Regions from separate parts of the Mus musculus genome. Here region 1 is linked to region 2. A link is a loop called in an ENCODE intact Hi-C map of the cell type or tissue named here. Cell type or tissue: heart. All regions are shown on one strand. Links, peaks and the distances in the headings refer to the core of each region. The heading gives the core; the rest is flanking DNA. Region 1 holds the start of Gm35765 (a long non-coding RNA gene). Region 2 has its middle 39 kb from the start of Smim10l1.

Region 1 (6,426 bases), core at 1,963-4,462, 60 kb before region 2:
CTATTGAGAAGGGTGTTGTTTCCCTAATTTCTTTCTCAGCCTGTTTATTCTTTGTGTAGAGAAAGGCCATTGACTTGTTTGAATTAATTTTATATCCTGCTACCTCAACGAAGCAGTTTATCAGTTTTAGGAGTTCTCTGGTGGAATTTTTAGGGTCACTTATATATACTATCATATCATCTGCAAAAAGTGATATTTTGACTTACTCTTTTCCAATTTGTATCCCCTTGATCTCCTTTTGTTGTCAAATTGCTCTGGCTAGGACTTCAAGTACAATGTTGAATAGGTAGGGAGAGAGTGGACAGCCTTGTCTAGTACCTGATTTTAGTGGGATTGCTTCCAGCTTCTCACCATTTACTTTGATGTTGGCTACTGGTTTGCTGTAGATTGCTTTTATCATGGTTAGGTATGGGCCTTGAATTCCTGATCTTTCCAAGACTTTTATCATGAATGGGTGTTGGATCTTGTCGAATGTTTTTTCTGCATCTAACGAGATGATCGTGTGGTTTTTGTCTTTGAGTTTGTTTATATAATGGATTACATTGATGTATTTCCATATATTAAACCATCCCTGCATCCCTGGAATGAATCCTACTTGGTCAGGATGGATGATTGCTTTAATGTGTTCTTGGATTCGGTTAGCGAGAATTTTATTGAGGATTTTTGCATCTATATTCATAAGGGAAATTGGTCTGAAGTTCTCTATCTTTGTTGGATCTTTCTGTGGTTTAGGTATCAGAGTAATTGTGGCTTCATAGAATGAGTTGGGTAGAGTTCCTTCTACTTCTATTTGTGGAATAGTTTGTGCAGAATTGGAATTAGATCTTCTTTGAAGGTCTGGTAGAACTCTGGACTAAACCCATCTGGTCCTGGGCTTTTTTTTTTTTTTTTTTTTTTTGGCTGGGAGACTATTAATGACTGCTTCTATTTGTTTAGGGGATATGGGACTGTTTAGATCATTAATTTGATTCTGATTTAACTTTGGTACCTGGTATCTGTCTAGAAATTTGTCCATTTCGTCCAGGTTTTCCAGTTTTGTTCAGTATAGCCTTTTGTAGAAGGATCTGATGGTGTTTTGGATTTCTTCAGAATCTGTTGTTCTGTCTCCCTTTTCATTTCTGATTTTGTTAACTAGGATGTTGTCCCTGTGCCCTCTAGTGAGTCTATCTAAGGGTTTATCTATCTTGTTGATTTTCTCAAAGAAACAACTCCTTGTTTGGTTAATTGTTTGAATAGTTCTTGTTTCTACTTGGTTGACTTTGTTGAGGGATTACTTTCTTGCCTTTTCTAGGGCGTGATTTCCGTCCATGTATTGGTTTTTTTCTGTTATTATCCTTTGAAGGGCTGGATTCATGGAAAGGTAATGTGTGAATTTGGTTTTGTCGTGGAATACTTTGGTTTCTCCATCTATGGTAATTGAGAGTTTGGCCGGGTATAGTAGCCTGGGCTGGCATTTGTGTTCTTTTAGTGTCTGTATAACATCTGTCTAGGCTCTTCTGGCTTTCATAGTCTCTGGTGAAAAGTCTGGTGTAATTCTGATAGGCCTGCCTTTATATGTTACTTGACCTTTCTCCCTTACTGCTTTTAATATTCTATCTTTCTTTAGTGCATTTGTTGTTCTGATTATTATGTGTCGGGAGGAATTTCTTTTCTAGTCCAGTCTATTTGGAGTTCTGTAGGCTTCCTGTATGTTTCATGGGCATTTCTTTCTTTAGATTTGGGAAGTTTTCTTCTATAATTTTTTGAAGATATTTGCTGGCCCTTTGAGTTGAAATTCTTCATTCTCATCAACTCCTATTATCTGTAGATTTGGTCTTCTCATTGTGTCCTGTATTTCCTGGAGGATTTGAGTTAGGATCCTTCTGCATGTTGTATTTTCTTTGATTGTTGTGCCGATGTTCTCTATGGAATCTTCTGCACCTGAGATTCTCTCTTCTATCTCTTGTATTCTGTTGCTGATGCTCGCGTCTTTGGTTCCAGATTTCTTTCCTAGGGTTTCTATCTCCAGCGTTGCCTCACTTTGGGTTTTCTTTATTGTGTCTACTTCCTTTTTTATATCTAGTAAGGTTTTGTTCATTTCCATCACCTGTTTGGATGTGTTTTCTTGTTTTTCTTTAAGGACTTCTACCTGTTTGGTTGTGCTTTCCTGTTTTTCTTTAAGGACTTGTAACTCTTTAGCAGTGTTCTCCTGTATTTCTTTAAGTGAGTTATTAAAGTCCTTCCTGATGTCCTCTACCATCATCATGAGATATGCTTTTAAATCTGGGTCTAGGTTTTCGGTTGTGTTGGGGTGCCCAGGACTATGTGGGGTGGGAGTGCTGCGTTCTGATGATGGTGAGTGGCCTTTTTTCCTGTTAGTAGGATTCTTACATTTGCCTTTTGCCATCTGGTATTCTCTGGAGCTGTGCAGGATACACTCGGCGGGGTCCCGGAACCAAGATGTCTGCTGCTGATGCTCAGGCAAAGTGCTGCCTGGGGCCCGAAAAGGGGGCTGCCTTAGAAGCTCTGTGGTTCCCGCCTGTCCCAGAAGCTTTTAGCTTTTGTATTTCATACTCTCACCTGTGCAGGATACACTTGGCAGGGTCCCAGAACCAAGATGTCTGCTGATGCTCAGGCAAAGCGCTCCCGCACCCGCTGGGCAGATCCCTATCCTCTGGCCGGAACAGTGGCCAGCTGCCTGTGCAGGACACACTCGGCGGGGTCCTGGAACCAAGATGTCTGCTGCTGATGCTCAAGCAAAGCGCTCCCGCGCCCGCCGGGCAGATCACTATCCTCTCCAGGTTTCCCCTCTTTCAGTAACTTTTCATAATTACTTATCATTTTGCATATTTAAGCCAATTCATAACATAAAATAAAATGGACTAAGAGTATTATTTAGCTAAATATCCTTCATAAGGAATTGTTTGCAGATAGTACACTTTTTATCTGCAAGACACAAGAGAGTGAGCTTTAGGAACAAAACACTTTTCATAGATTAGTAAACAAATATTTTCTGTGAAGTATGATATTGACTGTCATCTTGACAGGATCTAGAATTACCCAGAAATCTCTAGATATCTACAAGAGAGGCATTGTACATTAAATAAATTGAGTTAGGTGATTTCAGTCTTACTGTGAGTCATGGCATCCATCACTTTCCACTTGGCCCCAGGTGGGCATCTAAGTCTCTCACCCCACACTGCGGGGTGGGGGGTGGATAAGGGGCAGTCCCCCACTGGGGACCTCGAGGTGACACCCTGTTGCTCTGGAGTTATAGGAGAGAGAAAGAGAGAAAGAGGGAGAGAAGAGAGGAGAGGAGGAGAGAAGAGAGATGGGGAGAAGACAAAGAAAAAGGAAAGAGAAGAGAAGACAAATAGGGGAGAAAAGAGAGAACATAAGAGTAAGAGAATGAGGTGGGGGCTAAACAGCCCTTTTTATGGTCTTCACTGTTGCTAGGTAACTGGGGAGGAGTTTAGCCTGAACATCAGAAGCTTGGGCCATTGTCTATGTGACTACTGACCATGCTTATCTTGTGGGGGCTGTGGGAGGTGGTAGCTTAGGCAGGGGTCAGAGTTCCAGGAGCATGAGGGAAAGCCTACTGTCATGAAGGTGAATTATGACCATCGGGGTTCAGACCTCAGCTCAACTGGAGACCAGCCTGCAATCCCCCACACGAGTGTGTGTGTGTGTGTGTGTGTGTGTGTGTGTGTGTGTGTGTGTGTCCTGCTATTTGTTAATCATTTTTAAAATTTTTAAAGATTAATAAATGATAGAAATATTGATTCCAGTTCTTACACTTAACTGGTTCACATTTATATCTTTGTATACAAATAGGTTTGTATTTTGTCAGCAGAGCTATAATGTATTTGAATAGTGCTTAAATCACACAGAATCTTTTAAGTCCATAATGTTACACACACCTGAATAATTTTGAAAGTACAAATTTAGATGCCACACCACTACAGCTTCTGTTCCCTTCACATGCTGCTTAATACCAGATGTAGGACTACTGCCTACAGGCTTCCACTCTCTCTGCACAGCTCTCTCCATCTCCTGGGAATAGTTCCTTCCAGATAGCAAACCCTAGAAAAGCTTCAGGCCACACAAGTAAGCATTGTTACATCACATACTAATGGGCCAAATATTCTTAGGCAATTCCTTCATTCAGGAATGTCATTCTGTCCTACCCACTTAGCCAGAATCTCAAGAAAGCATAGTTTCCCTAAGTCTAGTTAGATGATGTCAGACAATCTCAGGTCCATACATGCATAGTACTATACTTTTCTCATTCCCTACTCTCTTGGGATGGGTACCCACATTCTTCTGAGAGGTATGGTATCCACATTTTGGAATTGCTTTGTGTTATCTTCCACCTTATGGGATACCTCTATACTGTTTGCATCTCTAACAAACTCTGCCAGAAAGATGATCCATCTCCATCCCTGGTCATCTCTAACATGCGCCAACTAAGAACTGATTTTTTTTCACTAGAATATGAAAACTGATCTCTGGTATTCTCGAGGGAGCATATAATTTTCTATTTTTGATCCTGCATCTCATATACCATAGCACAGAAAACAAGGATTGCCTGTTTTCTAGAATGAGGACATATCAGTGAGCTGAGGGAAAAGCAATTCCCAATGCTTGTCACAACAAAATTATGGGACTTTTCTGTTTAACGTCAACATTCCAATATAGTTACAGATAAAGCTGATCTTAGCTACTTTGTGGGTTCCTCTTTTTTTATACCCTTTATCCTCAGTAAGACAGAAAGAAGTCAAGAGGAGAGGGAGACAGAGAGGGAGAGAGACAGAGAGACACAGAGAGACAGAGACATCACTGAATCTATTTTTCCATTTTGTTTCTTCTTTGAGCACAACTACTAACAAACCACAACCAACCCCTCTAAATGATCAGCAACCAGCAACAATGTCTCTCAGGTCCCTAACATTTATATACCCTCTGAAAATTTTCTAGAATTCGAAATTTCACACAATTGCAGAAACTATCTGCAGCTGACAAAAACCATGCCTTGGTTAGAGTATGAGGCATATCATAGTCTGCTGCTATAGTCAGACTGAAGAAGCCCCATATCCCTACATCTGGAATTAAAATGAAAAGGCATTCCTATAATATTCCTGTGTTTTTAAAAGAAACCAAAATTCCAAAATTGTGGAATACACACAGAAGTGACAAAAGCCATATGTAGTAACATGAGGTGACCGCCATTTGCAGAGTCTTTATGTGGGCTGCAGTTTTGACTTCTCTGGAGCCTTTGACATTGTGCTGGGTGTTCTTCAGATGTTTCCTAAAGGAAAAGATGAGCAAAGTAAACATTATCAGAAACACAGTGAATGGTGTGGTTATGAACATAGTGTTGATGTGTCAAACCAGCCTAGAAAATTGGGTAGAGTTTCTTGATATAGCACTATAGGACATATTTGCCCATATCCATCAATCCAGACATCAATATATCTGCTTATGACTAACATGTTTAAGAAAATGATGAGCAAATATGGCAGCAATGTCAATTAAACTAGCTTTTTAAGGTTTCAACTTCTGGTCAAGAAAAAGAGTGTTTTTAGTGTAGCTATCTTGAGAAAATAGAAGATGCTGAGTCATGTAGCAAGCCAGATGCTGCAATGATTGGTCACTGTTCAATATTTTTTCATAATTCTTTTACTTTTTCTAGTTATTAGAGCTGGGTAGGTGGCTAATACCAATAAACTTGCAATTAGTGTCCAGATCACAGAGATTCCGGAGAGAGCCAGAGCAGGGAAGATCTAAAACACTGACGACATCTTTCTTTTTCTGACCCAGTCCACCCATGATATTCACCCAGGCTAAAAATGCACTGCCTAAATTTCCTATTATTAATTTCACACTTAAAATAAATGTTAATGTGAAATATAGGATAGGATTCATTGCCACTGGAAGGATGATTTAGTTTCTAGTTAAGTAATGAAGATGTGTTAATCAATCTTCTAAAATGCTCTGTGTATAAAATTCTTGAACTTTCAAAACATTTACTGCCAAAAACCCATATATACAGTACCAAGAAAATACAAATCACTAATGTCCACAGTGTTTTGGGTGAAAATTATATATTTTCCAAGGCAGCTAGTTTAATCTTTCTCCACATACTACACACCTTATCCAGAGCACCCTATTGTTTTTGCTTTGTTCTTTTGTTTGTTTGTTTGTTTTTTAGTTTTGCTGTTGTTGATGATGAGGAAGAAACACTGAATTCTCAGTTTTATCATCAAAATCAAGATATAATTATTTGTATTGGCTTTGATAGTTTTTTTTTATACAAATTTAGTCTCAATATTTGATTTCTGGACAAATAATTTTGGGGAATTGTAATTAATACCTGGCAACAAAATCTAGACTGACATATAAAATAAAAACAACATTAAACACATCAAATTTAAGTTTGCACAGGGA
Region 2 (6,426 bases), core at 2,231-4,730:
CTGACTGGATTTGCACGTTATGTCTCCTAGAATATGTTGTTGATCATTGAAGCTGGTGATTGAGAGGGCAGCTCTAATAAAGCATTTTATTTCTCCATGCCATTGCCATCAAGCTCTGCTTTATATTTATTTATTTATTATTGAATATAACTAATACAATATAACCTGATCATAGTCTCCCTTCCTCTAACTGACCTAAAGCTTCCTATCTACCCAATTTCATGCCTTTTCATTCTCCTTCTCTTTGGCTAATGAAGGATAAAGACACAAAAATTTCAGAATAGAAGGAATAAAATAAAGAGTAAAGAATCACATGCATATCAACAGACATGCACACAAACACATGTGTCTATATACACAAAGAATTTTTAGGCATTATAACCATCAAAAGACCAATATGAGAAAAAAGCCTAAGAGAAACAAGAGAAACTACAAACAAAAGAAAAAACTCTATAAAGTTTACCTCCATAAGGTTCTGATAATTACTATACCCCACATAGTTTGAGAAACTTATGTATATACAAGTATAACAATATTCCCTATTCTCTGTAGATCTTTTGTCTATTTTTTTCTCACAACTAATTTTTTCCTCATTTATTTTGCAGTAAATCATTTTTGATCTTTTATTTCAGGTATGAGGGTCACCTCCTCTGTCATTTTTTGATTCTTACCTTTAATTTTTAAATACATATTTTAATTTTACATGCCAGTTCTTTTTATATATACAGAAAGCATACATGTAGCTCCTGTTTATACCAAAAATCCTGGGTCTTCTACAAGAGCATCAATACCCTTGAGAGAAAAGCTCCTACCTCAGCAACTGTTCTGAGTTTTTTAAAGCAGTAATAAGGTACCATGGTACCAAATATCTTTTTTTGAGATACCAGACTGGCCATGTTCTGTTACTTTGATAGTTACTATTGGACCTAGGATCTGTTGGACCTTTTTTTTTTTTTTTTTTTTTTTTTTTTTTTTTTTTTTGGAGACATAAATTAATCCACTGAGTAACTGCCTCATCATTCAAAAACTTGTTGAAAGTTGCATAATGTGCATCACTTAAGTGGAGGATGATGGTGGTGGAAAGTTAGGTCTGTATGATGTCTGTGATATGTAAGGTGTTATCATTAAAAGAAATCCTAAACCCACCTGACTTGTGCATATTAATGCTTGCTAGCTCTGTGTGGGAAAGTCTACTCTACTTGTCCCAGTAGTAGAGACTCTCACAGGAAGGCATCCTCACTAATTTGGTTTGATTCAGGAGATGGGGCCATTGAAGTTCAATTAGGCCTTTGCTTATCTCCCTGTCTTAATTATCGCTGTATTCTGAAAAGAGGACATGTACACAATTGGGCACTTCTCCATTTTTGCCACACATTCCACACATGTGCAATTGTGTCTTGGGAAAGGGAAATTCTCTAGAGAAGACAGAATGCAGACACTTTCATTTTTCTAACTCTAGCATGCTTTTGTTTTACTGAAACACAGAAGTGATGGGTAGGAAGAAAAGAAGAGCATTAAATGAGAAAATAAACTTAGTGTGAATCTAAGTGAAGTTTATTTGACTTCAAAGAATTTTTGTTCATATTGAGATGGATGAGCATTCTCATGATGTAAGCAGTAGTAAAGACAATTATATCTAAAAATGAAACATAAATTTCAAGTATAATTGTATCTATACTAATTCCATGCTAGTGCAAATAATATAACATATCATGATGGCAGCAAAAGGCATGAAAGCTTGCTTCGCTGTAGATAAAGTGCAACTCATTATCTTATAATTGGTTTTGTTTGTTTGGTTGGTTTTTGTTTTATTTTTGTTTGTTTTTGATATTCCTGGATTTTTTTTTTTGTGACAGGGTTTCTCTCTATGGCCCTGACTGGTCTGGAACTCATTCCTTAGACCATGCTGGCCTCGAACTCAGAAAGCTGCCTGTCTCCCAAGTCCTGGGATTAAGGCAAGAACCACCACTGACTTATAATTGTGATAATTGTTACTTCTGAAAAGACAATTTTAGGTATATAAGGAACTCATAATATCAATAACCATGAGAAAATTGGAAATGTGAAATTTAATGAAAATAAAATATGGTAAGATAAGGACTCTGTTCACATTTAATGATTGTATATTAGTAATCAATTTATTTTCATTTTTTATAAAGTAAAAATAAATTAACTTGTAATATTAAGGCCCTATTATTGGAAATGGAACAAATGAAATTACTTCAGAATATCAGTTATATCCATAATTCTATGTTAATTTCATGTAACATCAATTGAGATGTCCATTAATATTTAAAGGAAGAACAAAACATATTGAAGCTCAATTGAAGAGTATTAACACATAAAATTGATTAAAAAATAGCTCATAACTACACATTTTTAGTAATGTTGATGGAACTAGAAAAATACTATTAAATGAAGTAAACAAGACATAGAAAGACAAACACCACATGTTCTTTACTCATTTGGGAATGCTAAGTAGAGTTGATATGCAGAAGACAACAGACAGAAAAGGGAACTCAGTGTTAAGAAGGGTAGTGTTAGACAAGATAGAGAAAGGCTGGAGAGTAAGCATAAAAATAGAGAGAAAGGGTAAGTTCCAATGTTATTCACTGTGGCAAAGTGATAATCATAATAAACATAACATGTTATTATATTCAGAAGTCATGCACAGGACTCTGTCCATTCCCAGTACTAAGAGACAGAAACTGCATTGAAAAAGCTATAAATTCAACTAAATTTGTTTGTAAAATGAATTAAGTATAAGTGTATACACTGAATTAATACAGCAGCTATGTTTTCTTACCCAAACTAGTTCCCAATAACCAGACTGAAAGACCAAGGATTATTTTAAATGCAGGGCTGTGGTGGCGCACTCCTTTAATGCCAGCACTTTGGAGGCAGAGGCAGGCAGTTTTCTAAGTTCGAGGCAGCCTGGTCTACAGAGTGATTTCCAGGACAGCCACGGTTACACAGAAAAACCCTGTCTCGAAAAACCACACACACAAACAAAGAGTTATTTTAAGGCTTCACTTCAATACATCAGGAGTATTGATCTATTAATCTTCTAAGTTACTCTGGCTTCTTCCCAACCATAATCCAAATTAATATTTGCAACAATGACTTCCATAGTCAACCTGAATTTTCATTAATACATGTATTCAATTTTCATACACATATCAGTTTACCCTTTCCTCCCAGTGCTCTCTTATGCAGATCCCTCCCCCCATCCCTCCCTCCTAAACACTACATGAAGTAAACTTTCTCTACTCCCAGCACATAAAGTGAGTGCAGTACTATGTGCATACCCTACAACTAGGTCCAGGCAAGGCAGCCCAATTACTAAAGAGGAATTCCGGGAAGGCAGACAAAAGACTCAGGGACAGTCCTGCTCCAGTTCTTGGGGTCCCTAGATAAAGACCAAGCTGCACAGTTGTTACACATGTGCAGGAGGCCTAGTTCCATCCTGTGCTCATTTTTTTTTTGTTGAAGATTCAATCTTAGGAACAATATTACTAAGAAAGTCTATTTTTAACTCATTTACAGGGAAAAAATCAGCACAGGATAGGAATCAGTAATTTGTTTTACAAGTTTTTCCTCAGATTCTAGATTTATTAATTGGCAATTATTTTGCTTAGAGTGATGCAATATTTTTTTCAAGTTAAGCATGCCTGATGAAATTCAGGTAAAAACTGACACGGATCCAGAAGAAGGTACTGCCAATGATGACTACAAGCAACAATGGTGTCCTTTTACTTAAGTCATAACATTTCCTGGTTGAGAAAAAGAAAACCTTAAGCATGGGACTCAGATTTAATGTTGAGAGGTAATAGATGAATAGAGGGTTCAAACTGAAGAGACCTACTAAAGTCCTAAATGCTTTGAAGCCTAAGCCTATTAACAACTGTGACCCATAATTGTTCCTGTCTGAAGGAATTACTGGGATGGAAATGGAGAGGAGCCTGAGTAAAAGAAGGTCCAGTGACAGGCCGGAAGTGGGATCCAGCTGAAGTGGAGGTCGGAAGACCTGAAACTATGCCTGAGGCTATGGAGGACTCACAAAGAGAGACCTATCATAAATGCCTCCCAAGAGACCCAACAAACAGCTAAACTGGTCAGATGCAGCTGACTCCTGTTGTTGATTTAGGGAAGGTGGAAAGAAGTTGAGGAGAATGGTGACCCTGTAGGAGGAGCAGCAGTCTCAATTAATCTGGATCGCCAAGAACTCTCAAACACTGGACCACCAAACAGGCAGCATACACCACCTGAAAAGAGGCCACAACACACATACAGTAGAGGGTGTCTATGCCTGTGTTCATTCAGAGGTGATGCACCTAACCTAAAGAGACTGGAGGTCCCAGAAAATTTAGAGGTCAGGTGGGGTTGAGTGGGGGACATCCACGTGGAGACAAGGGGGTGGGGAGGAGGTATGGGTGGTGGAACAGTTGGAGAGTGGATGGGGGGAATAAAATATGGAGTGTAAAAAAAAAACAGTAAGTTAAAAAATAAAAATAAATAAATAAATAAAACTTAAAAATAATTTTGTTATGACTATGCTGCTTTTGGGACCCATTAAATTAATAAAGCTGAAAATTGTTCTTTCAAGAAAACCAGGATGATGCAAATTTTATGATGGCTTCTAGGTCTTATCAAAAAGAATTTCCCTAGCACATTGTCTTCTCAAAGAAATATTACAAATTAGATATTATAACATGATACTTTGTTGTTTGGGCCTATGGTTTGTATATGACATGCTAGGGACTGAGTCCCTAACTGAGGGCCTTTGGGAACTCAGTTAGTCCCTCAAGTCCCTGATCCAATAAAAAACTAATCTATCACTGTGCATTCCAGCTGGGCTTTGAATGCCTGATCCTTCTGCTTCCTGTCTTCCTTGGGCCAGATTTACTGGTATATGACTAAATACCTGTCTCTGTCAATGATATATTTATAGCTATGACGTATTTGCAAAAACCATGAAGTATTCCTAAAGTTTTTGGAGTTGAGCATGTTTGTAATTTGTCCTCTCACTGTGACTTTAAACACATTTGTCACATGCCTTTGCAGTATGAAATTGAAAATCTGATTGTGATACCCTTATCCATGTTTAAATTTACTCAGAATTTATTTGATTCTAATCTGTGATCCCTTACTCATACAGAATACAAAGCCAATAACTTTTTGCTTTAATTAATATCTTAACAGCTGTTAAAGTAAAATTAGTCAATGAAATTATAAGAATTTCACTGTAGAGCAGGGTGAGTAAACATCTGCTGTGATTAACATTGCCCAAATAAAAGGCAGAGACCAGCAACCCCTTTCCTCCTTTGCCTCTCCCTCTTCCTCTCCCTCTTCCTCCTCTTCCTCCTCCGCTTCCTCCTCCTTCTCCTCCTCCTCCTCATCTTTTGCTCTCTTTGTCCTATTCCCTTCCCTGCTTCCCCCCAATAAACTTCTTCACATGGAGCTATTCTGGCCTGGTGGGATCTGCCAGAATGCAAGCCACATTTTTGCTCAACAAAACTTATTTTCCAGTTTTCAGCAGCTGTTAGTTGTGAGGACTTCCTCAAAGAATACATACACATACCAAAAGAATCATTAGGTTTCATTTTGTAACCTGTACTCCATAAATATGGATAATTTAAAACAATCCTCTATGTAGATAAAATCTCTTATAAGTACCTTCTTTTAAAAATGCCAATGGCCAATCAGTTGAGGAAAGAAATAGGGGACGGGTCAATGACAGAGAAGATTCTGGGAAATACTAAGAGATAAAAGAGAGATGCAATGAGATGAAACAGAAGACAGATTGAACGGCATCTAAACGAAAACCACCAGGTAGATGAATTCAGGGAGACAGACTGAGGGGCATGAAGAAATAAGCAAGCAGGGACTGAAAAGAGTTAACTAACTATATGGTACAAATAGAATAACTTAAATGGTTTATATAAGTTATGAACTAGTTAAGGAATGAGCAAAACTTATAGCCTAGGAAATTAATAATAACTAATTGATCTCAGAGTCATCAATCTGAAAACCAGGTTAGGGAAAGAAAAAACGATTTAATGTTCTTACCGAATGTTGTCCAAACTGCAAAGCATATAATCAAAAACATTTAATTTCATATTCAGTTATTAAATGTAATTATTATTGGGAACTTGTGAGAATGATGGGAAAGCCTAAACTTAACTAACAGATGGCAACCCCCATCAGGTATAAAATCTAATATCAACTGAGTTGTGGGTGAGAGGTATGTGGCTATATTGGCATTGAACGTCAGGCAAAAATTAATCAGAAATCCAAACTTGAACAGAATGACCAAGTAAGTACTTCTACCTTTAAGAGTTACTTCTATATCCTTGCCAGTCTGCTGTCACCTGAGATCTTTATTTTAGCCATTCTGACGGTGGTGAGGTAGAATCTCAGGGTTGT

What was found. Hi-C counts contacts between places; a loop is a spot of excess contacts. Peaks named below come from ENCODE experiments on the same cell type or tissue, not always from the same donor. Only the 100,000 strongest peaks of a DNase experiment are listed, where the experiment ranks them.
Region 1: a loop joins it to region 2, with 8 times the contacts of the local background. A loop is called at or near these places in 2 of 42 quality-filtered maps.

The regions. Positions count from the first base shown.
Region 1 is chr6:133,081,985-133,088,410 of GRCm38, forward strand. It overlaps Gm35765 (a long non-coding RNA gene), which reads right to left and starts at 3,300. Exons shown (of 4, transcript XR_378062.2): 1 at 3,113-3,300. It also overlaps the pseudogene Gm18691. In heart, for the core only: no CTCF peak of the experiment used is centred there; no DNase peak of the experiment used is centred there.
Region 2 is chr6:133,141,299-133,147,724 of GRCm38, forward strand. No RefSeq gene overlaps it. Among named protein-coding and RNA genes, the nearest start is that of Smim10l1, 39 kb to the left of the region's middle. In heart, for the core only: no CTCF peak of the experiment used is centred there; no DNase peak of the experiment used is centred there.